Linked DNA regions of Mus musculus: region 1 is linked to region 2. Evidence: chromatin loops called from intact Hi-C (ENCODE). Cell type or tissue: gastrocnemius. All regions are shown on one strand. Each heading gives the region's core, and the rest is flanking DNA. Links, peaks and the distances in the headings are about the cores only.

Region 1 (8,000 bases), core at 1-8,000, 790 kb before region 2:
GCTCACACACTGAAAGAACCTGTAGAAATGTTGCCAACACTGGAGACCCACAGACAGGTGCTTGCGGACTGTCCCAGCTGGAAACGAAGGACGAGGTTTTCTTTGCTCAGCTTCACAGGTGAGGAAGGAGCATGGGTGATCTTGTTAGTCAAGGCCAGGCAGCTAAGCAGGTGCAGGTTTAGTCTGAGGAGCCCTCAGTGACTAACTGGCCATCCCTCTGCTACCACTGTCCATCTCTGGAAGCCTGTGTGTGGAACTTAGGGTGTCCCATGACATCACACCAGGAGACGGGTGGACGCCTCCACATATGGGCGAAGGGAGGTTTGTTCTTAACAAGGCTCTAACCCTAACCCTAACCCTTGTCACCTGCCCAGCTTGCAGGTGCTAGCCATCTTTAGTCACACAGGCAATGCCAAGGGCTGTATCAGCCCTGGGTGCCTGGACAAGCTAAAAAGAGCACACACATGGTGACTTCCATGTAGACCAAAGAGCACACACATGATGCCTTCCATGTAGACTAAAGAGAACACACATGGCACCTTCCATGTAGACACATGAACACCTGCCTTATGGGAGCCATGATTCGCAAACAGCCCTGCCTCTTATGAAGCAGCCAAGCCCACAGCTGAACCACGTTTCCCAGCCCGGCCCCTGCTGTTTTCTCTCGCTTCCCTTACATCAGGACACACAAACCTCCTGCCATTCTCCACAGCTCCCCACCCCCAACACACACAGAAATCTTTTTTTTTTTAATCAGCTATTTTAGACACCTCTAGAATATTCGCTACCCATACCGCTGCACCCTAAAATGTCACTCAAATGTCAGCTTGAGTTTGTGAACCTTGCCTGACCAATTCCCCCAGGCTTCTCACAGGCCTCGGCACATACACAATTACACAACAGCGCCAGGCAAGGCTTTCTCCGTATCTCCTCCCCACTAACCGAGAGCCACTCAGGAGAAAGGGCTCAAGAGTCCCAGCCCAGCCTCAAACCCAGCCCGCAGACCTCTTCATCCTCCAGGAAGAGCTGCCGCCAGCTTCAGCATGCAGGAGGTGCCGCCATCCCATGACGGGGTCATTTCATGGCCCTAGCTCTCTGTCTAGCAGTACAGAAAAGTGTCACAGGACAGCAGAAGTCCCCCCACATCCCAGGCAGAGGCCAATATAACGCCTGCCATGGAAGTCTACTCCCAGGATCCCCTAGGAACTGCCCAAGCCCTGAGGTCTGGAATGACCCCCTTCTAAGATGAAGGCACCTCTCGGGAGCTGCCTGGGAGGGAGGGGACAATACAGGGAGCCCCAGGGATCTCGGAATATAGAGGTGGCTCTCTCCATTCCCACAGACTCAGACTGGATGCTTTGAGGAGGCCCCTCCACCTGAGAATTTGTTCTGTGCTGATTTGTATTTTAATCTACCAGGTTTTCTTCCTTACAGCAGAGACGATGACTCTAGTGTTCAAATTTAAAACTCAGGGAATCTCAGAAGTCAGGCTCCCTGGGAGGAGGTCTCCTCTTCCGCAGGGTACATAACTGCTCTGAGGTGGCTGTCGCCAGATGGAGAAGGGATGCACCCCCAGGATTCTGGGCCTGCTGCTTCAGGACCACGCAGAAGCCCAGGGTTCTGGTCCCAGAGAACAGAGCACTAACTGCACAACTGTCAGGGGACAGAGGACACAAACACCCCTGACCACTCTGCAGATCTGGAGACACGGGGAAGCCATCAGGGAAGGAAAGGATAAAAGAGAGCGAAACAAGAAGGCAAAAGGAAAGAACAGAGGGAGTCAGAAGGCGGCTTTGGAGAACCAGGGAGAGGAAGCCGGCGCCACACTGCCACCTTCTGGACAGACAGTGCATAGCAAGGCTTCAAGAATACCCAAACCAAACTAACCATGTGACCAGCTTCTCCCAAGACTCCCAAGTCAGCGCATCCCTGAGATCTTTGCACCTGAGAGATGGAACCAGCCCGGGTGTCCGGCCTCAGAGCAAGGGAGAAGGAAAGCGTGATCTATATAAACACAGTGGAACGCTTTCAGCCTTACGGAGGAAGTCACGTCACCAGATGCATCTGGAGGCTACTGTACTAAGCAAATGAAGGTGGTCTCAAAGAGGCAAACGCCATGCGTTCTCTTCCATTTGTAGCTCCTAGATTTTGTAGATACATAAAACCAGGGAGGCATGGGTGATGTGAAAGGGAAAACTGTCTAGGCCCTAGACTGTAGGGGAACGAAGCTGGTGGAAAGAGGTAGGAGGGCTCAGAGAGGGAGGGGAGGGGAGTACAGAGTGAGCATGCTCAAAGCGCACTATTTGGCTGCGTGAAAATGGCCCATGTGACTTTGTAGAAGTGGGCAAAACAGTCTGGAGAAAGGGGCCCCAGCCCCGTCCTGCCCACGCTGCGCCTTGTAACTCCCACACAAGCCTCATCGTTATCTCTCTGGACTCAGTTCCTCTGTGTGTGGGACAGTAGCAGGAGGAAGGCACTCTCTGCCCACCAGCAAGCTCTCTGAAAAGATACAGGGAGGGCCACAGGCTTGCGGAGCCTCTTCTGGGGCAGCACCCACCTTCTCTGTCCTCCAATGCTGACTTCGCTAAGACTCAGGATCTGAATGGTTACACAAAATCCCCTGATTTCTTTAACGTTTAAAATCACATTTACTAACTTTACTTATCTATCTATCTATTTATTTATTTATTTGGGGACCTAGATGCCACGGTGCACCTGTGTAGAAATCAGTTCTCTCCCACCACATTGATCATGGTGACCAAACGCATGTCATCCTGCTTGGTGGCAGGTGCCTTTTCCCGCTGAGCCATCTTGCTAGTCCCTCAAATCCCTTGATTTCTACATGCTAGACTAATTCAGAAGTTTTTAAGTAGACAAAGGCCACATGAAACAAGTCTGTATGCTGGGATTTCCCACCCTGCCTGTCACTGCAGGCCTTGGGAGTACATTGTGGCTACATTAACAGAGACAAGCAAGGGCCCATACGAGAGCCACTCATCAAACAGGGCCAAACTGCCAGCTCCCCCCATCTTCACCTTTCCTCCTAGTCCCTCTCCAACCCACTGCTCAGCCACCAAGTATCCCCACCCTGGCCCCAGTCTAATCCTGGCTCCCAAGAGGAGCTGATTGGAGGGAGCAATCCTCTCTCTGTCCTGTCACCCTTGGCAGCAACTGTGAGTGGTCACGCTGTGTCAAAGCTGCGCAGGGCTCCTCACCTTCTCTGTAGAGACCTGGACCCCATTACAACTTCCTGGACATTATGAGGATTGAAGGGTACAGACCCAAAGACACTCATATGCCATGCAGCACAGGAGACACTTGGCCATCTACAGCTAGCTGACAGACGACTTAGAACACTCTTCCCTCGGGACCAGGATGGTTGGGAACTAGCCTAAACTTCTCTGGGGAACGCTGTCACAATCACTTATTTTTGCCTGTTGTGAAGGGTTTGCACTACGGAGCACAGTGCTGGGGCACACCATCTTCCTGTTCTCTGTGTTGCAGGCTGAAGCCACTGGCACTTAATCTTCTCTAGCACAGATGCTTTAACTCCACAGATTACAGGAGACTCACAGAACCATCTGCTGTTTCAAACACGTCAGTGGATGCAGGCAAGCAGGGTCAGAGAGGCTGTGGCGCCACAGAGCCAAGCATGCGCATTGAGCATGGCCGGCCGGAAACTGGCACATGCGCGTTGGGCATGGCTCCTACGCTGTCTGAAAAGCTTCTAGACCCTGGTAACCAAGACCTTGCAGATCCTCTGCAAGGCTCTGCTGGCCTCAGCCAGAACACACTGTACTGGCTCTAAGCACCACCCAGAGGATGGAAGACTTGGGAGGGCGTGTTATGGGCTAAGCCAATAGACTGGAAGGCCTCAGGGTACTGGGTGAACTTTGGGCTGAGGAGGCACAAGACAGAAGGTAGGGCTCTGTGTCTGAGGTCCCCCATACTCTCAGCAGCCAAAGAGGGTCTCCGGGAGCACAAGGCAGGCAGACAAGCATGTAGGAAACTGGAGAGCAAAAGCCAACAGAGCTAAGCTTCAGAGAAACAAACAACGCTGGAGATTCTCTAGAATGGTTGAAGCCTTAAGCACCTGAAGAACTCGGTATCCAAAAAGCAACCAGTTCAGGGGTACGGATATGCCCACCACCCCGACACACACATGCACACACACATACAAGCCCTCACACAGGCTCCTAAGATACATACCCCTGACAAGCAGCTGTGCTGAGGCAGCCAGTCCACCCACTCGGTTACAGAAACAGGGTTTCCAGTGTGAGGCTAAAGGGCAACCTTGAGCAACTGAATGTGGCGTGGTTCAAGTGGGCATGCTGGCTTGTTGTGCAACAGAGCGGGCAGCAAAAAGCGGGGCAAAGCGAAGGAGGAGGGACCTGCCGAGACGCCTCCAAAATGCCCATAGCAAAGCAGATGGTCTCATGCTGGTGACGTCGTGGCTGCCTTACTGTGGGCAAAAACGCCCAGGAATGCCCACACATCGATGCAATCGGCTATCGATATATCTCCCTGGACGCAATCCTGTCCCTAGGTAATGGGTGGTGTGTGGCTTTTACAACAACCAAAATGTTAAACCTACGTGGAGGAGACGTTGTTAAGAACACTCAGAGGGGTGAGACAGTGACCACCACCAGAAAAGGCAGCTGGGAAGAAAGCCACTCCCCTCAGGTTAGCCAGAGCCTGAAGCTCCGCTGGCATCGTTAATGCTGCCCTCTGCCTAGCACAGGTGTGGCCCTGAGAAACAGTTCAATAGCTCCTCAGTAAATGAGAGCTGCCACATGCCACAGCAATCTCTACTGCTGGCTCCCAGGCTGAAAAAAGTTGTTCTGAGGGAACCATACGAACATACTCGCAGCGAGCTATTCACAGGACTAAAAGGCAAAAAAGCCCAGATGTCGCCAGACTTAAGAACTGATAAATGAATACAGTACACCCGGACAATGGAACAGTAGTCAGCCATAAAGACAGAATGCAGTGTTGACAGGCACTCCAACGTGAATGTCCCCTGAAATCAGAGGATGTGAAAGAAGCCAGCCACAGAGACCACAAGCGGCATGGCTTTTTTTTTTTTCCTTCAAAGCGCCTAGAGACTGTCCACCCACCACGGAAAGGAAGACTGGGCACTGCCAGGGGCTAAGGAAGATCGACTATTAATAGAGATCGCTTCCTTTGGGTGAAAATGTCCAGAGCCAGGCAGTGGTGAGTGTGCAGTATGTAAATGCACTAGCGGTACAAAAGTTCACTGGTAGAGAGCTTGCCTAGCATGCATGAAGCTAAGTTCAAACCGCAGAACTGCCCATGTAAAGGAGCGGTGCTCAGGTGCTCAACAGTCCAGAACGATGTGCTTTAAATGTGTTCTTTGACAACTGTTATGTGTATTTTAACACAACTTGTGAAAAGTGTTGTTGTTTAAGACGATAATGAACCACAAACGTATACAAATACAATGTCTAGAATCCAATGGCAAACAAGGGATGGGGAAAGCCCCTGGCTCAGGGGCAAAAAGAAGACAGGAGATCCCAAGGCAAGCTGACTAGTAAGACTAGCCACATCAGTGAGCTCTTGGTTTGATTCAGAGACCTATCTCAATAATTAAGGTGAAAGATCAATAGAGGATGATTCCCCACATCAGCCTTGGGCTTCTACGTGAGTGTGTACACGTGTGCAAGTGCACCCCCACACATGTGTGCCTATACATGCCAACATGAATACAAATACACAATGCACCACACACAGAGAGATACGCATGCACACAGATACACACAACAAGAGGAAGATAATGTTAGGCATTTGAGAGTATACACTGGCAAGACAAGTGGGAAATGACAAAGGCTTTGACAGCACACGAGTCTGTAATACACTAAAGGTCTATTCCACTGACGTCTACATTCAGAACAGGTGGGCTCATGGTAAACATGAACTCAGGCTGTTTGGGTCTGGTTCTGTCGAGTGACCCTAGCTCGGTCCAATTACGAGACAATCTAAAATCAAAACTAAAGGTGATCCCGCTGATACAGAAAAAAAACCTACTCTCTGGCACACCCCTCCCCCCCACTGGCTCACAGGAACCCCTTCCGGCCCAGGGTCTCTCCCCACACTACAACCCAAGCCTCAGCCAGTATCACTGGGGGCCCTGGATTTAGTTCAAGTCTCCACTGCCTAGGGACAGTGTCAGATCCCACACAACACAGGCTTGATCCCCAAAATGCACCCCTTGAGTTCAGCAGCAAGCCTCAGAATCCTACCTGTGCTTTTGACCGAGGGTCTATGCATCTAGGTTCCCACAGTCCACTCGGTAGATTCAATTAATCTGCCTAAATGGCTCACAGGATTCACAGGAACTCCCTTCCGCTTACGACAGACACGGTTGAGGCTACGTACAGGGCAAGCTTGGTTCTGGTCTCACGCCTTCTCTGAGGTGTTACCTTCCTTGAACTCCATGTCCTCAGGAAGTGCAGAAAACATCAAAAAAAAAAAAAAAAAAAAAAAGCGTGGCCAGCCGTGTGGAAACATGGACGGGTCTGGAGATCAGTGGAGACTGGCAGAGCCAGTCTGCTAGGATTCCTCAACCTTTGCTCTGGGGGGGGGGGGGGGGGCAGAATCCCTCATGAAACAGGTTATGTGTCCTCTACTGTGCAACAACAGGTACAGGAGGGAGATCTGGTCACAGGCCAGGCAAGAAGTGAGGTAAAGGCACTTGCTGCCAAGCCTGGTATCCTGAATTTAACCCCTGAACCCACACTGTAGAAGGAGAAGCCACACACACACACACACACACACACACACGTCATCCTTTGATCTCTGCTCACAGGCCAGGCACACGTGTGCACATGTGTACATATACAATAAATATGCATACATTTATACGTATTTCTTTCTGGCCAAGGGTCTATGCATCTGGGTTCCCACAGTCCACTCTGTGGGTTAAGTTAATCTGCCTAAGTGGCTCACAGAACTCACCTCTGCTTATGAATTCTTTCTTAAAAGAAGTGAGGGTGCTCACCTCTGAGTGTATCAGGCAGAAGATGACTCGGGAGACCTTATGAAGGCCGAGGGACTGGGGAGGAGACTGGAACTCCATAGCCGAAGAGAAAAGGGCTTATTATAAACAACGGGACTTTTGACATTCTCTCTCTCTCTCTCTCTCTCTCTGTCTCTCCTTTCCTTCTTCCTTTATTTCTGACAGTGTCTCCCGTAGCCCAGACTAGCCTTGAACTCCCAATGGAGCCAAAGCTGACCATGGACTCCTGCCTCTACCTCCCACATGCTGGGATAACCGTTGGTACGGGCCACAGCACCTGGTTTACACTTGACATTGATTGCTGCATGCTAGGTAAGCAACCATGTGAGCTTCAGGCCAAGCCCAGGTGTTGTATTTCTTTGGAAGTAGGCTTTCACATTAAATCCATTACACCACTCAATAAAAATTACTCTACACTAAAGTCCTAAAGGATCTTATAAAAACCTGATGACATTTCCTTTCATGTGTTTTGGTTTGATTATGTAGAGTTAGGAGTGGCCTTGGGAAGCACTGTAATAATTTTTAATGGCTTTGGTAGCTGGATATGGTGGTGACCATCTGGAGCTCCCGCTCTTGGGAAACCGAGGCAGAAGGCCGTTAAGTTCTACACAGTAAGTGTACCACCCTGTCTCACTGAGAAGAATGCTCACTGAGGGGAGGTGCCTTGGAGGCCAGGGACACTTAGGTCAGGCAAGCCTCATGAAACAAAGAAACAGGCTCAGAAACGTGGAAGCCCTTTGCTAAGTGGTTTGGAAAAGCACAAGACATTTTGTAAGACTGTGCAACGTGTCCGGTCCTCCTGCTTGACTTTCTGGGCTGGGTTGCAGTGTGAAATCACCTGACAGAAAGCACACCACACAGTCAAGGACAAGACCACCCACAGAGCCCAGAGTCCTAAGGCCGAGGCCTGAGGGAGAAAGGACTCTCACGCTGCTGCCCAGACAAGACTACCAACAGTCTGCAG
Region 2 (16,849 bases), core at 4,424-12,423:
ATTTTAAAACTTTACTTGGAGGTGAAGAAAGGTGAATCCACATTAATGCTCTCTTTTGCCAAAGAATTGCTGTGGGCACATTGAGTAACAATAACTAGAATAAGCAGCTAACAATTGATAACAGAATCTTCCTCTACTTTCTGCAAAGCTATCCTGCCTCTCACCAGTTAATTTGCATCTCCCTTGACAACATCCCACAAAGGCTTAAGTCCTCCTGTGGGGAGCTGAAGGTGAGGTCTTAGCCAATTAACATCTCCTGGAGCCTTATGAAAATAATTTGAAGTAAGCAAATCATCTTTTCTTTCTTGAATTTTCTGTACCACAATTTTTCTAGGATATAACTGAGGCCCCAAGTATTGAGAAAGATATTTCTTCTGAATCTTTTCTGGAGCAACAACTATTCCCCCAAACTTTAAAGCTCGTTGTATAAGAGCAAAGGTTTGTAGTAACATCCCACCAGAGTGATCAGCTAATAAATATTCTCCATATAATAAACAATATACACTGAAAGATTCACAGTCCTAGCTTCTAGGCAATTTTTTTAAAAATATAATGTAAGGCTATTCGCCATTCCTAGACGCAAAACTTTCCAGTGATTACAAGCTCCCTAGAAGCAAACCCTTTATAATTATCAGGATACAGAGGGAAAAAAACAACCTTCCAAATTCATAATTCTACATGGAGTAGGCAGGCCGGATTGCAATGCCTTCAGAAGTTACACAGCCTCAATGACCTTTCATAAATCGTAAGTTTAAACTTTATTTTGAACAACACCTGGATTGGTCTGTAATAATGTTGTTTTGGCTTAAAAATAATTCCTGGAGGTGGAGGCGAGGTGAGGCCCCCAAAACTTCCCTAAGCAGGGTTTGCAAAATAAAAGAAATGCCACACAAGCCTGGCTGAAGCTGCTCTGAGCTTTGCATTATCTCAAATGTAAATATTTCTTAGTCTGAGCATATTGATAACCCCTCCTGCAGTGAGGACAGGTTCCAGGGGAGCAATTCTACTGTCTGTCTATGCCTCTAATTTTTGGACAGTCTTTCCTAAGATGATTTATACTTAAAATATTCCTTATAACCTTGGCGCTATGAAAGCATTGCTTGTACTGTAGTCCCCTGCAAGGCAGCAACCATAGCCAAACCCTGATTATACGAGGGTCCAATTTCTGCACAAAGATCTGCACAAATATCTAGATAAGTCTGTCTTGCTTTGTATGGCTGGATGGCCGCAGCAAGCTGCATTAGCACTCTCATAAGACAATTGTGTAACAAAAGGAACCCCTGCTTGAGGGTCTCTGAAAATTCTACTCGCTCTTTTTAGTAGCCTACCCACAAACTCCTAGTCCATCGGGAGCCTGTTTGATAACAAATAAATTCTCACTGAGATCTCTTTTCCAAACTTGGGGGGTTAAATTTTGCTTCTACCACTGTATCCAATAAAGGTTGTGTAGAAGGAGTAGCAGGCCCATATGGGTCAGAGCTGTTTTTAACTTTTATTACTCTAGCAATCATCCTAATTACAACATTTTGGTGATTTAAGAACCCTGAGCTTGCATTCAAACTACAAACTGCAGCCAATGGAACACTGGCAATTTAACCATAATTTTTAAGTTTCTCTTGCAATACTAGAGCATAACCATAACTTCTGGAAAGCAAATCCCAATTTTAAACAATCCATTCTCTTTAAAATCAATATCAAAAGCATCACTTTTATGTTACAAAGTTTGGCTGACAATTTATATATGAATACATGACAGTGCAACTTGTAATGCTTCATTAAAGAGACTTTGTTTTAAATCTTATCCCTTCTAAGTCTTGTTTCTAGGATAAGAATTACATAAAAATTTATCCCAATTTAGAAGTATCTTTAGAGGCCTGGTTTCCTGGGCTGGTTCATGTCATGTGTTGTTGTTTAAAATGACTCCAACCTTGAGTTACCAGTTTTAAGCTAACTTTCTTGTTACCAATGTTACACTTTTTTGATCATACCCAATAACTTATAAGCCAATACTCTATGACCAAGACATGCAGAGCATATTTATACCTTTAAGACCAGTCGGAAACCAATCGAAGTGGCTATGCAAATCTTATAAATTTAGACCAAACAAAGAATTTTTACTTTTGCTAGCTATAATTTCAAGAGAAAAGGCACCTTGTCATTTGCTGAATCCAATAGTCACAACTGCAGAGGTCTTTCTAGGAAAAAAAAAAAAAAACAACTACCAGCTTATTTGCTTTAGAACTTAAGAAGCTGCTGGCCCCCTTTAAAAGCAGCTTTTCAGTAGGGCCTCTCCTGCTGTGCTTGACTCCTGGCAACACACAGGGTGCAGGGCAACTTAAATCAGCCTCCGCTGTGCAAACTGAGACTGAATCAAGAGATGGATAGCCAGCAGATGAAGTTTTAACCATTTTTTCTTTTCAACAGGAAACGTAGAACAACAGTGATTCAGACAATGAAACAAAAACAGACACAAATTGACATGTGAACAGATTGGTGCACCAAGGACAGATAATACAGAGAGGGAGGAGAACTTGATGTAACCAGAACTAAGGATGTCTCCTGTAGGGGTCAGAGAGGAAGCTGGACATCTCCCGATTCCCTTCTGTCCCTGGGAGAGCTCCAAAATCCACTTTCCTTCTCTCTTGATCTCTCTCATGTTACTTGTATATCTAGCATCTCCTTTCTTTCATTGTTGTTAGTGGTGGTGGTGGTGGTGGTGGTGGGTTATTTGTTTGTGTTTTTACTCATTTTATTTTATTTTATTTTATTTTATTTTATTTTATTTTATACCCTACTCCTCTCACCTGGTGCAGTTCTTGACTGTAGACAATTGCCTATGTAGTGAAAGATCCCCATTTCTGGGGAGACCCTCGCTCAAGTCCCGGGATGAGCTGACACCCCAAGAACTTGAGAGAAACCATTCTTGATGCAATATCGCATGAGGTTTATTCGGGAAGCAACATGCTGAGGCCGAGCTTGTAACCCGCACAGGGGCAGAGGAGATCGACCCCCAGCAGTTGCAGTCGAGGGTTTTTAAAGAATAAACCGCAAAGTGAGGGGAGGATAAGACCACAAAGAATGGGGAAGCTGAGTAAACATAAGAATGGGGATGACGAATTACAGCTCATCTCTCACGGAAAGGTTACAGGCTATCTTTGGCAAACATTCTTGGTCCCTTACACAATGAGTCAGGTGCCTGGGTGGGTCACCCAGTGGTCATCGTTCTCTCAGGCTGAAGGTGAAAGAACAAAGAACTCCATGCTGGGCTTCGTTTCTAGGGGTCTAAGAAACACATTGAGTTGGGGTCTTACAGTAGAATTTTCCAGTCCCATTTTCCACTGTCAACCCCTAAGTGGGATCAGCATTGGGTCAACGCTGCCCCAACTTAGCCCGTATCCCTTTGCTCATCTGTGCCCTGCCCCCAACCCTTTGCCATATGATCTATAGAATCTTACCACATGATCTATAGAATCTTACCACATGATCTATAGAATCTTACCACATGATCTATAGAATCTTACCACATGATCTATAGAATCTTACCACATGATCTATAGAATCTTACCACATGATCTATAGAATCTTACCACATGCTCTATAAAATCTTACCACATGCTCTATAGAATCTTACCACATGCTCTATAGAATCTTACCATATGATCTATAGACTCTCATCTGAGCAGCTCCCTTAGATGCAGCTATATATCCTGATTACACCAACCTTGCTACCTGTAAACCTGGCCAGGCTGATATGGGGTATCTCTCTTGCTCCCCTTTAAAGCCAGAAAGAATCTAGGATGCAGCAAAGGCAAAGGGTAAAGAAATGAGCACAGCTGTCCAAAGACCTGAGTTCTAGTACCTCTAGCTTCACCCAAGAGTGAGGTGGGCTTGTGCAAGCCATAGAAGCATGACACTTGTCCCTGCCTGTGGCACTAGGAGTCTCCATCTCTGATGCTGCATCGTGGTGTAGTGAATTTGCTAAGAGAACACTTCTCACCAAGAAGCCAGGGGAAGCCAAGAGAAAGGCAGTGTGTCCAGGTGCCCGTGATGCTCTCCCGTGCCCTGGCTTAAGCCAGAGTCCCTCTCCCTACCATGCTGTGCCCCCCACCTCCTCGGGCAGAAGCCTCCCCCACCCCTAGATTCTTTGTTCCTGTGTGCTCTTGATGTGTGTGCCCAACATGGGGCCCTGTATGCAGTGGGCAGCCAAGCTCCCTCCATGTTGATTCAAATACGAACTGAGAAAAGAGTCCCTCCAGGGTCAGCAAGATGCACTTCTGTTTTCTCCACAGCCCTGTCTATCTTGGCTTTGCTGCCCTCCTGTGAGGTAGAGATGGACTCTGCTCATCTGCAGGCTGCTCCATGTCACCCACCCACACAGCATCTGACTCTCAGGTGAACTAGCAGCTGATACTCCTTGCCTGGCAGTTCAGAGCATAGAATGGATTCTGTCAGCTTGAGCCGGGAAATGCTGCGAAACCCCTCTGCTTCTCAGAGCCTTCATGGGAAACACAGATGCAATGAGAGGCCCCAGCTGGGAGCTTCCTGGTAGATCCACCTGCCAGGCCCTGACCCGTGCTCTCCTAGAGTGACTGCTGCAGCCCAGCCAAGCCCTCCTGTATGGGAACCAGACCAGAGCTGCACAGAGAAGCTGTGAATACAGACAGCTATGCCAAAGCTTAATTATCTACTATTAACACTGTGAAATTGTGAACAGGGCAGAAAAGATGGCTCAGTGGGTAAAGGCACTTGCTGCCAAGCTTGATGATCGGAGTTCAACCCCTGGGACCCACATGGTGGAAGGAGAGAGCTCACTCACAAAAATTGTCCTCTGGCCTCTTACAAGTGCAATGCAATACACACACACACACACACACACACACACACACACCATTTTCTTAAACTAAAAACATAAATAAAATAGATAAGTAAAAACTGTGAATACTGAGTGAGCCACGCACTGAGCCTCTATCACACATCCATGTCTGACTTCGTCCTGACTGGCATCTTCTTAATCAACACAAGACACAAAGTCTCAAGTCTTAGGTTGGGAGGCTGAAGGACTGATTGTTCAGATGTTGGAGCTGGAGAAAGGGGGTGAAAAAAAAGCTGAGGGGAAGTGGGCAGCCCCCCACTGGGCTCTACCCTGTGATAACTGCATTTGAATGAGCGGGGGCGGATCCTGAGGGTTATAATTGGCTCTCACTTTGGGATTCTGTTGATTACTTAGGAAAATGTGCTGGGGCTTATTTCACTTTCCGATCTTGTACCACTTTAATGAAAATTTATTACCAGCAGCTTCCTGAACCGGAAAGGAAGAAATTGAAAATACACATCTGTGTATAAGTAAACAGACGTGTGGAATGAATGCATTCTTTTTAGATGAGATGCCTGACTTCTGCTTATGAAAAATGAATAAGGGGCCTTCGGCTTCACACATGAAAGGAAGCACCAGGAGAGACAGTGAGTAACGAAGACGTAGTGTTAAGGGTGTGTTTGGGATAACCATGGGCAGTGTACAAAGCATTAAGTTTAAAATCAAAAGATCTGGAGCCAAGAGATAGCTCAGCAGGCTAAAGCCTTCGATGTGAGAATCTAAATTCAATCCTTACCACCCCCCACCCTCCCACCCCCACACACACCCAAAGCAAGCCAGGCGTGGTGGTGCACACCTTTAATCCCAACACTCAGGAGGAAGGGGCAGATGGATCTCTGTTCCAGGTCAGCCTGGTCTACAAAGTAAGTTCCAGGACAGCCAGGGCTACATGGAGAACCGCTGCCTCAGTGGGGATATGGGGATTGGGGGGAATTTAAGCCAGGTGTGTTAGCATACATCTGTAAGTCAAGCATGCCTCCTTGGTGAGATAGAAGGCAGAGACTGGAGAATCACCCAAAAGCTCACTGGACTGCTAGCTTACAGTATACAAGTCAGCAGCAGAAGCCACTGCCTACAACTCAACTCTGTAACTCTGGCTCCAGGGATCAGTGCCCTGCACGAACGCATGCCTGTGTCTACACACACACACACACACACACACACACACACACACACACACATGAATAGAAAGCATGCATGTGTGTGCACACATTCACAGAAAGCATGCATATGTGTGTGCACACATTCATAGAAAGTATGCACATGTGTGTGCACACATGCACACATGATTTAAGAAACGAATCCTAAGAGAATGGAATCTGTGCCCTTCTAGTTTATTCCTCAGCAGCATGTGCAACCGACTGCGTGAGTCAGCAAAGAAGACTCTGAATGACTCCCCTGCCAGCATCGCACTTCCGCCCTGTCCTCTACCCCCCTTTTGTATTTCACATATAATACTATGTTGACATGTTGATTGTTCTGTGAATTTCCCTCAAGACAGGAATCCTGCCTTTTCATCTATATTTCTCAAATTACAAGGGTAACAAGGACACACAATTAAACCAACAAACAAGACGTAATTCTCTTGGAAGCAAAACAAAACTCTGAACAGGTTGTACAACTGGTTCAAACAGGTTTATCCCTCATTAGTCATCAAGTGAATGCAAATTAAAAACCACAGTGAGATACAGTTCCAGCCATCAGAAAAGAAAGTCAAAAAGCCCTGGGAACAATGTAGCTGCTCTGCTGGATCTGAGGCCTCTGCACAGGAGGGGGCCCAGGCCTGGTGTTGTGGCCTGGTCAACGGTCAGAGACTCCAGGGTGTCACAAGCCATGGAGGGGAACCGCCTGCTGTTGTTTTACTAAGCTACATGGCCTTCTAAACGCTTGTTTTATACTCTAGATGGGTGCTGCCTCTGCCTTGGCCAGAAGCAGCTTCGATGTGCTGTGCTGAGCACTTAATGCGGAGACTCACAGCTGCCCATGTGCTGAGAGTAAGCGAGTGTTGAGGGCTAGCCCTACATGGGACTTTCTGCCAATGGCTGGCTGTAGGAGGAGGCACAAAGAGTGTAGGAGCTGCCTGGTGTGATGGCAAATCTCTGTTTCAGGCCAGTCTTCTATACAGCAAGTTCTTGGCCAGGCAGGCTACACAGTGATAGCCTGTCTCAAAATAAAATAAAATTGAAGAAGATAAAATAAAAAAAGAATGTAAGAGCTGGAGGATGGGGAGGAGGAATGGGAGGAGGGATGGGAGGAGGGATGGGAGGAAAGATGGGAGGAGGGTTGTCCTCTGGACTTGACACTACACCCATGAACACACTACAGCTGTGGCTATTGACCAAGAGCAAGCCAAGGGGATCAGTGGACACTCCACTGGGCAGCACCAGTTAGCCTCAGTGGAGACAGAGAGAGAAGAGAGACAGACAGACAGACACAGAGAGAGGAGGTTGGAAGAAAAAGTGGGAGGTAGTGAATTGGAGTGTCCAGGGGAGGGAAGAATGGAGAGGATGGTTAGGGGTGTATATGACCAATATACATTGTTTACATGTGTGTAGTTATTGAAAAATAAGTAAAAGGTATTCTATTAAAAAAAAAAAAAAGATCAGAGATGCAGGCTGATGGACCAGGGCAACCTTCACACCCCCAGATGGAATGTGAGAATGTCACTGAGCACGTGGAAAAGTATACTCACCATGCCAAGCCACCATTCCACCCTTTAGACCTTTATCTAAGAGGAATGAAATCCCATGCCCCTGTATCCACACTGGACCACCACCAGTTCTATCACAACACACTGCACAGCTAAGCTAAGTATCTGTTGTATCACAATTCTTTCAGGGTTGGGCATGGGTGGAGCCCAGCTGGAGCCTCTGCTCAGAATGTCCCAGAAGAGCCCTGTGATGGTTAGCTTTGGCAATGTGACACAACCTGGAGTCACCTGAGAAGAGAGAATCAATGAGGGACTGTTCACAGCGGGTTGGTCTGTGAGCATGTCTATGGGGGACCGTTGCAAATGAGTTAAGTGATGAGGAAAGACCCAGCCCTCAGTGGGTGGCACCATTCCCTAGGCAGGCAATCCTGGACTGTTTGAGAGTAGAAAACTGAGCTAAGCACAAGCAAGCAAGCACACATTCATTTCTCTCTGTTCTTGGATGTGGCTGTTTGTGACCAGCAGTTTTGAGTTCCTGCCTTGCCTTCCCCACAATGATGGAAGGTATGTAACCTAGAGTTGTGAGCAGAAATTAAACCCTTTCTCCCTTAAGTTGCTTTTTGTCTGGATACTTTATAATTGAAACTGAAACAATATTAGGACAATCTCCACCCGCAATGAGTGAGCTAGGGAAGACCAGCTAGGGAAGAAATCTTTTCCAGACTCACAGGATGCTGTTGGGAGTTGCTTTCTTGAAGACTTTCAACAGAGGTTCTCATTTTCTCTCTAGCAATTGACTAAAGGCCACCCAGTCCCATGCCATGAGGGCCTCTCCGGAGGGCGGCTTATCTCGTCAAAGACTGCAGGAGTTCATGATGTTGGCTAACAAAGCAGGAGAAACAAACTTGCTCCGTGCGCGGGATACACGCAATACCTACAGCGGCCACAAGAGGGCAAAGAATTCTCCAGGAACTAGAGTTACAAAACTGTCACATGGGAAGTCAAACCTGGGTCTGCTGGCTGCAGGAGCAGACACTTAACCACTTGAGCCATCTCCCCAGGTCTCATAGAGGACGTTTTATTGTTTGGGATTTTGGTTGTGTTTGTTTGCTTTGTCTGGGAGCTATTAGTGCAGGCATCAGACAGAACCATTCCGGTGTAAAGTTTTTCACTTCTGTTGAGACAGGGATAGGACCCCACTCACAATGATACAGATGTCAGATGGGAAATGTCAGGGGTGCAGACCATTCAGGAAGACACTGTCCCGTGAAATTCACAGCTCTTCTGAACATTATTCAAAGATAATGGCCCGGGAGGAGGACTTTGCTCGAAGATGGCTTTGGAACTTTAAGGTATGGGCCAGAGACATGGCTCAGTAGAAACCAGGGCTTGCCTCTAAGCCTGGCAGCCTGAGTCCAATCCCCTGGGCCCCACAAGCTGTTCTCATTCCCACATGTGCACTGTAGAATGTATACAAGTACACATACACACATGAATGAATGAATGAATGAATGAATGAATGAGTGTGATATGAAAGTACAAATCTCTCCTGATTATTGCTCCCTTTAAATACAGAGTATGGGAAGTCCCTCAAGTTAATATCATCTTTTCTGTACTCCCTCACAAATACATCATTCAAACAGCCCCAGAAAGACACTCATCTTCCTGCTGCAGAAAGCATTTGGGGGGGGGGGGGCTGCCACCCAATCTCTGAAAGACCTAACTACCTCAGGCCCACTTGAAGGGCAAGATGCAAAGAGGACAACAGAGAGCAAGAGCTGGAGGTGGAAGAACGGCACGCGGGCTGTGCAAATGTAAGCTGGCCCCAGGAGGCACGCTACTCGCCCAGAGCAAGGGAACACACTGCAGCCGATTTGCACTCTGGGCTCTGTCTACATACTGTTGGGAAATAAAATTAAAATGGGAAAGGGTTTCTTTCTTTTTTAAAGATTTATTTATTATTATACATAAGTACACTGTAGCTGTCTTTAGACACCAGAAGAGGGTGCCATATCTCATTACAGATGGTTGTGAGCCACCATGTGGTTGCAGGGATTTGAACTCAGGACCTTAGGAAGAGCAGTCGATGCTCTTAACTGCTGAGCCATCTCACAGAGGGAAAGGGTTTCTTAGTGAACAAGGAAAGAAGCTTGCAATAGTCCTGGTGCCTGGGAATGAGGCCAGTGTCTTCAGTGAGGTTGAACTTCAACAGCAGGAAGGTGAAAGTTGAGAAATAGATCTTCTCTCAGGGCACAAAGAGACAGATCTCACACCGGGCGTGGTGGCGCACGCCTTTAATCCCAGCGCTTGGGAGGCAGAGGCAGGTGGATTTCTGAGTTTGAGGCCAGCCTGGTCTACAGAGTGAGTTCCAGGACAGCCAGGGCTACACAGAGAAACTCTGTCTCGAAAAACTAAAATAAATAAATAAATAAATAAATAAATAAAATAAACAAGAAACAGATCTCACGATGATGGTCATACATGTCACCGTTGTACTTGTGTGACATTTGCCCTCCTCAGCTCCCTCTTTTCCATTCCTGACTCCTGATTCCTCTGTCATTCATTGTCCTCCCCACAAAGAAAACCCTTCCTTCTGCTTTCCAGACAGGTACACACACACACACACACACACACACACACACACATCCACATGAGAAAAATATTTTGGTTTCCTATCTATGCATATAAGTAAACTGTGTGTGTCTGTGTGTATATGTGTGTGTGTGTGTGTGTGTGTGTGTGTGTGTGTGTGTGTGTGTATGCCCAAGCATGTGTGTATATGTGTGCATGTGTGTGTGCATTGTGCTGTGTATATATGCATCTGGAGGCCAGAGATCGACCTTGGGTGTCTCCCTCCATTACTCTCTACCTTATTTTTTTAAGACACATTATTTTTTTTGTTATTTTTAATTATGTGTCTGTGTATGGATATGTGCACGTGAGTGCAGATGGATCCTCTCAAGAGCAACCAGTGCTCCTAACCACTGAGCCATCTCTCCGGTCCCTCCAGCTTCATTTCTGACAGGTCCTCTCATTGACCCTAGAGGTCATACACTCAACTGCCCAGTGAGTTTGCAGAGATCAGCCTGTCTTTGCCTAGCTAGCGCTGGAGTTACAGCTGTGGGGGTAAAAGCTACAACTGGCTCCTTACATGGATGACAGCTCCAAACTCAGGGCCTCTTGCTTGGTGCAGCAGGCATTTTACCACCTGAGCCCTTCCCCAGACTTGCATATGCCTCTAGGTTCCTTACCCGGGGTAAACATGCAGCCGTCACCTTCCCGAGCCCAGCTTATCTCGCTTAACATGATGAACTCTAGTTCCATCCGTCTTCCTGTAAGTGATGTAACTTCATCCGTCTTTATGACTGAATGACACTTCACTGTGCAGCCTGGGAGATGGCTCAGTGGGTGAGAAAGCACTTGCTGCACAAGCTTGATGACCTCTTCGATCCCCAGACCCATTCAAGACCAGTCTGTTTTGCACAGTGAGTTTCAGGCCAGCCAGAGCTACATGGTGAGACCCGGTGTTATCTGTGAACCCAGCAATGCTATTGTGAGACAGGAGACAGAGTGAGGAGAATCAGCTGGAAGCTTGCAGACCAGCTAACCTAGAGCACAGGGCACAGCAGCTGGAACAAGAGAGATATTATCCGCTCAAGGTGGGAAATAAGAATTGACTCCTGGGCTGGTGAGATGGCTTAGGGGGTAAGAGCACTGACTGCTCTACCGAAGGTCCTGAGTTCAAATCCCAGCAACCACCAGGTGGTTCACAACCACCCGTAATGAGATCTGACGTCCTCTTCTGGCGTGTCTGAAGACAGCTACAGTATACTTAATTATAATAATAAATAAATCTTAAAAGAACTGACTCCTGTCATCTGATCACCATGGGTCTGATCACCATGGGTTACTACAGCAGCACAGGTGCACAACAACAGCACAGGTGCACTACAACACCTGTGCATTACAGCACAGGTGCACTACAACACCTGTGCATTACAGCACAGGTGCACTACAACACCTGTGCATTACAGCACAGGTGCACTACAACACCTGTGCATTACAGCACAGGTGCCCAGGCTTACATGTGCATGCACCCCCCCCCACACACACATATCGATAAAAAATGTTTTATTTTAAAATGGGCTTTCAATAACTCACCAGAGGAAGGGAGAATTTCCTGATCCTGAGAATGGGTGATGGCTGGAGGGTGATCCCAGCCAAGGTCATTGGGGTCTTGGCAAGACATGGTGACGAAGGACTTGCCAGGATCCAGCCTCGGTCTGATTTCCCTCTGTCCTTCTGGTGTTGTTTGTGGCTCAGCTTACAGACACCGGGCAGTGTTCGCCTGGCAGTTTGTCAGTCTACTGGATAAATTGTGTGGTGCTAGCTGGCACTCTGCAGCTATTTGCTGTCAAGAATAATTTAGTAGAGCTATAAAACTTGATTCAACTTCTATCTCGTGCTCCAAATAATGTACAGATAGATATGAATCATCTTTATTCACACATTAGGGTGGGTTCCAGGGAAGAGCAGGATCTATCCAGACCATCTCCCATAAAATCACTTGTTGGCACCAGCAAGCTGGCTTGGTGTATAAAGTACCTGCCATGCAAGGTGGAGAACTGGAATTCAATCTCTAGCACTCACATGAAAAGCCAGCAGAGAAGAGCAGGGTACCACTGCAACCCCAGCACTCCTGCTGTAAGATGTGAGGCAGAGGCAAGAAAACCACTCAGCTCATGTAAACAGTACAGGAGCAGAAACATGAGAGACCCTGCCTCAAAAAGGAGTAAGGAGAGGACTGACTCCAAAAGCTGTCCTCTGTCCTCCACATATGTGCCATGACATATGTATGCACACACACACACACTGACCTCCACATATGTGCCATGACATATGTATGCACACACACATACACTGACCTCCACATATGTGCCATGACATATGTATGCACACACATACACTGACCTCCACATATGTGCCATGACATATGTATGCACACACATACACTGACCTCCACATATGTGCCATGACATATGTATGCACACACACACACACACTGACCTCCACATATGTGCCATGACATATGTATGCCACATACACACACTGACCTCCACATATGTGCCATAACATATGTATGCTCACACATACACACAGACCTCCACATGTGGCATCACATATATATGCACATACACACTGACCTCCACATATGACATAACATATACATACACATACATATACACACTGACCTCCATATATGTGCCATGACATATGTATACACACACACTGACCTTCACAGGTGACATGACATATGTATGCACATACACACAGACCGCCACATGTGCCATGATATGTGTATACATACACACACTGACCTCCATATATGTGACGTGTATGCACGCACACACATTGACCTACACATATGTGCCATGACATATGTATGCTCACACACACACTGACCTTCATATATGTGACATATATATACACACACTCTGACCTCCTCATGTGACATATATATGCACACACGCACATACTAATTACAAAATTAAACATAACTGACAGAGAAGCTTGGTGAATGCACTAACCAAATGGTCCTAACCATCTTATCACTGATGGAATAAACCCACGATGAGTGTATGTCTCAGGATATGACACATTAAGACAAACGCTGTACCCATCCATGTTTCTGTGGAATATAATTTTAAAAAATCCAAAAACGCTTTATACAGAGAAGGGGCTCATTTAACTCATGGTCTGGAGGCTGCTGGTCCAGCCTGTGGTAGAGGCCACCTTGGTAATGCACCAGGGCAAATGTCATCAGGGCAGGAAGTCATATGAAAGGGAGATTCTCACAACTGTCTCCTTGTAACACACACTATCCCCACCAGGGGGCAGTGTCCCTAGGGACTCTAGTACAGGACTCTGGAGACAAGCTGGAGAGACACAGGCAAACCAAACATCCTCCCTGGCAGATACGCATCACTTCTGAAAAACGCAGAAATAACATCAAATTGATAATGAGAAGAAAACATAAGTTTGATAATGTTAGTAGTAAAAGGTTAAAGAAAGACTGCAGGTTGCATTGTCAGTGTAGCTACTGGGTCAAGCCTGGCCCTCCTGGGATGACCACAGCCCCACCTCAGCCTCCGGAGCAGAGAGAAGGAAGAGCCACTCACAGGGTTTCCAGGGGGACAAAGGAAGGTTGTCCTGGAGTGTCCGTGTGTCCAGCCAAACAATCACGACTCTTATCACCTGTTTCTGTGGCAGCTGCTTCCATCTCAAAGGACAACAGTCAATTCAGAAGTGAAAGACACCCTGCTTCATTTCACTCTTCTTAGAAATATAATTTTCTCAAAATCTGGGCCAAGGTGAAATAGAGTTGCAAATGATGCCAAAGGGTGCCCCTTCTCCATGGAGAAGGAAAGTCTAAGCTTGTCAGTTCCCTCACTATCTGCCTCTCCCACACACTGTATTATCCCCTCCCCCCACTCAGAGCGTCTCCCCCCACACTGTTCACACCCCCCACTCAGAGCGTCTCCCCTACATTGTTCACCACACTCAGAGCACCTCCATGCATTTGTTTGTTTAAAAAAATATACTACTGATACTACTGGGGCTGGAGATATGGCTCAGGGGTCTTCCAGAGGTCCTGAGTGCACGCCTTTCCAGAGGTTCAATTCCCAGCGCCGATGTGGTTGGTGACTCACATCTGTAATGGGATCTGATGCCCTCTTCTGGTGTGTCTGAAGACAGCTACAGTGTACTCATATAAATAAAATAAATACTTTCTTTTTTTTGAAGCAGGGTTTCTCTGTGTAGCCCTGGCTGTCCTGGAACTCACTTTGTAGGCCAGGCTGGCCTCAAACCCAGAAATGTGCCTGCCTCTGCCTCCCAAGTGCTGGGATTAAAGGCGTGCACCACCACTGCCCACCCATTTTATTTCTAAAGCGTGTGTGCTTGTGTGTGTGTATGTGTGCGCGTGTGCATGTGTATGTATGCGTGCATGTGCATGTATATGTGTGTGGATGTGTGTGTGCATGTATGCGTGTGTGTGTGTGTGTGCGTGTGCATGTGTATGTATGCGTGCATGTGCATGTATATGTGTGTGGATGTGTGTGTGCATGTATGAGTGTGTGTGTGTGCGTGTGCATGTGTATGTATGCGTGCATGTGCATGTATATGTGTGTGGATGTGTGTGTGCATGTATGAGTGTGTGTGTGTGCGTGTGCATGTGTATGTATGCGTGCATGTGCATGTATATGTGTGTGCGTGTGTGTGTGTATGTGTGAGAGAAAGCCAACTTGTGGAGGCGAGTTGTCTCTTTCCATCACATGGATCCCAGGGATGGAACTCTGCCCATCAGACATAACAGCAGGCTCCTTTACCCACTGAGCCATCTCACCAGCCCCCTCTGCCACTCACTTACTTGTGTAGCATCTGAAAATTCCCCTTCTGGGGACACTGTCCATCCAGTTCTGCGGGAAGCCTCAGCACCGGGGACTTTGGAAAATCAGTAGCAAAGTTCAACCTGAGCTGCCTAGGGCTACACCAGCAGAGTCAGCCGAAGACTTACAAGTAGATGACCACAACAGACATCAGAGAAAGCTCTGCTGTGTTTCCAGTGGCTACTACGGCTGCACGGAGACTGTGTGCCTGCCCATAAGGGGTCTGTCTGAAGGGCTCCAAGTAGGACTGGGGATATCTGTGGGCTCCAAAGGGAGAGATGGAAGCCAAGACATATTACAAACTGCCAGGGGCCACACCCATGTCCCTTATCAAGAATAATCCTCGAAGGGCGTGCTAGCGCATGCCTTTAATCCCAGCCCTCAAGAGGCAGAGGCAGGAGGATTTCTGAGTTCAAGGCCAGCCTGGTCTACAAAGTGAGTTTCAGGACAGCCAGAGATACACAGAGAAACCCTGTCTCAAAAAAAAAAAAAAAAAAAAAAAAAAAAAAGAATAAATCTCCCCAAGGGGTGTCTGTGATATTCACAGACACCCTAAAACAGAATTACATCAGAAAACTACTTTTTGTTGTTGTTTTTTTGCAAGCATACCAGAAACTTAGCAAATCTTAAATACACAAATGTAAAGGTTTCTATATCCACTGCTTCTGACAAGTGTCTAGATATGAATGAGAGTAAAGAACCCGTAGGCAAGCCTGGGATGGTGGCACACTCCTCCCACCAGAGACTCAGGTGGGTTACACAGAGAAACACTGTCCCTAGGAGAAACAAAACAAAACAAAACAAAACAACCAAACCGATCATCATGGACTGATCCACCAGTGTACAGGAAGGCTACTGTAACACGCACACGGCATCCTTTTTCCAGTCACCACTTTCCAGGGCCCTGTCCACAGTAGCACAGGCTTCCCTTCAAGGTTATTACCAAGAACAAATCAAACCCCACTTCATTAATGTCCAGCAACCCTATGGACTCATGCCACCACCCACTGCATTTCCAAACTCCCATTTTGAACTTGGATTTCGTCCAGTGTTGCTTTGTACAGTTGCCCATTCTCCCCCAGGTTTCCACCAAACTCCTGCAAAAGTTCACACAAGAGATACAGTAAAGACTAAGAGTGGCTGGAGAGATGTGTCAGCAGGTAAGAGCACTAACTGGTCTGCCAGAGGTCCTGAGTTCAATTCCCAGTAGCCACATGGTGGCTCACAACCATCTGTAAAGGAATCTGTAATCCCAGCACTTGAGAGGCAGAGGCAGGCGCATTCTGGGTTCAAGGCCAGCCTGGTCTACAGAGTGAGTTCCAAGATAGCCAGGGCTACACAGAGAAACCCTGACTCGAAAAAAAACAAAAAACAAAAAACAAAACAAAACAACAACAAAAAAAAGCTAAGATATTCTACAGCTAGAATAAAGGGTAAAACTAAAAAGGAAAGCCTTTCTGTGTAAAGATGTGACTGTGCACACTAGCTACCACAGGTGTAACGCACACAGTGACTTCTCACTGCTATATCATTCAAGCATTTGCACTGCGGTGGTCCTCAACAAGCTCTGACAGAAACAGCACATCACCATTCTGGAATAATCAGTCATACCAGCATCCCCTATCTCCAACAGCAGTAGCACCCCCTACAGTCAGTGGTGCCAACTCCTCCCGCCCCTGCCCCTCAGTCATTGCTACACCAGGTGAGGTGGCTCAGAAGTTAAAAGCACTTGCTGCTCTTACTGCAGACCCCTGTTCAGTGCCCAACACCCACAACCAGACTGTTCACAACTATCTGTAACTTTGGGGCCAGCAGATTTGACACTCATTTCTGGCCTCTGAGGGCACCTGCATGTGTGTGGCATATATATATATACAC

The links. A loop is a pair of places that touch in the nucleus more often than their neighbours do. Peaks named below come from ENCODE experiments on the same cell type or tissue, not always from the same donor. Only the 100,000 strongest peaks of a DNase experiment are listed, where the experiment ranks them.
Region 1: a loop joins it to region 2, with 6 times the contacts of the local background. A loop is called at or near these places in 4 of 42 quality-filtered maps.

Annotation. Positions count from the first base shown.
Region 1 is chr9:121,379,142-121,387,141 of GRCm38, reverse strand. The region is part of intron 1 of Trak1 (trafficking protein, kinesin binding 1); the gene reads right to left. Among named protein-coding and RNA genes, the nearest start is that of Trak1, 16 kb to the right of the region's middle. In gastrocnemius, for the core only: no CTCF peak of the experiment used is centred there; DNase peaks (open chromatin) are centred at 1,837, 3,157, 3,664, 4,421 and 2 more places; H3K27ac peaks cover 3,007 bases.
Region 2 is chr9:120,583,316-120,600,164 of GRCm38, reverse strand. No RefSeq gene overlaps it. Among named protein-coding and RNA genes, the nearest start is that of Gm34323, 10 kb to the left of the region's middle. In gastrocnemius, for the core only: a CTCF peak has its summit at 8,466 (motif pointing right); DNase peaks (open chromatin) are centred at 4,616 and 8,469.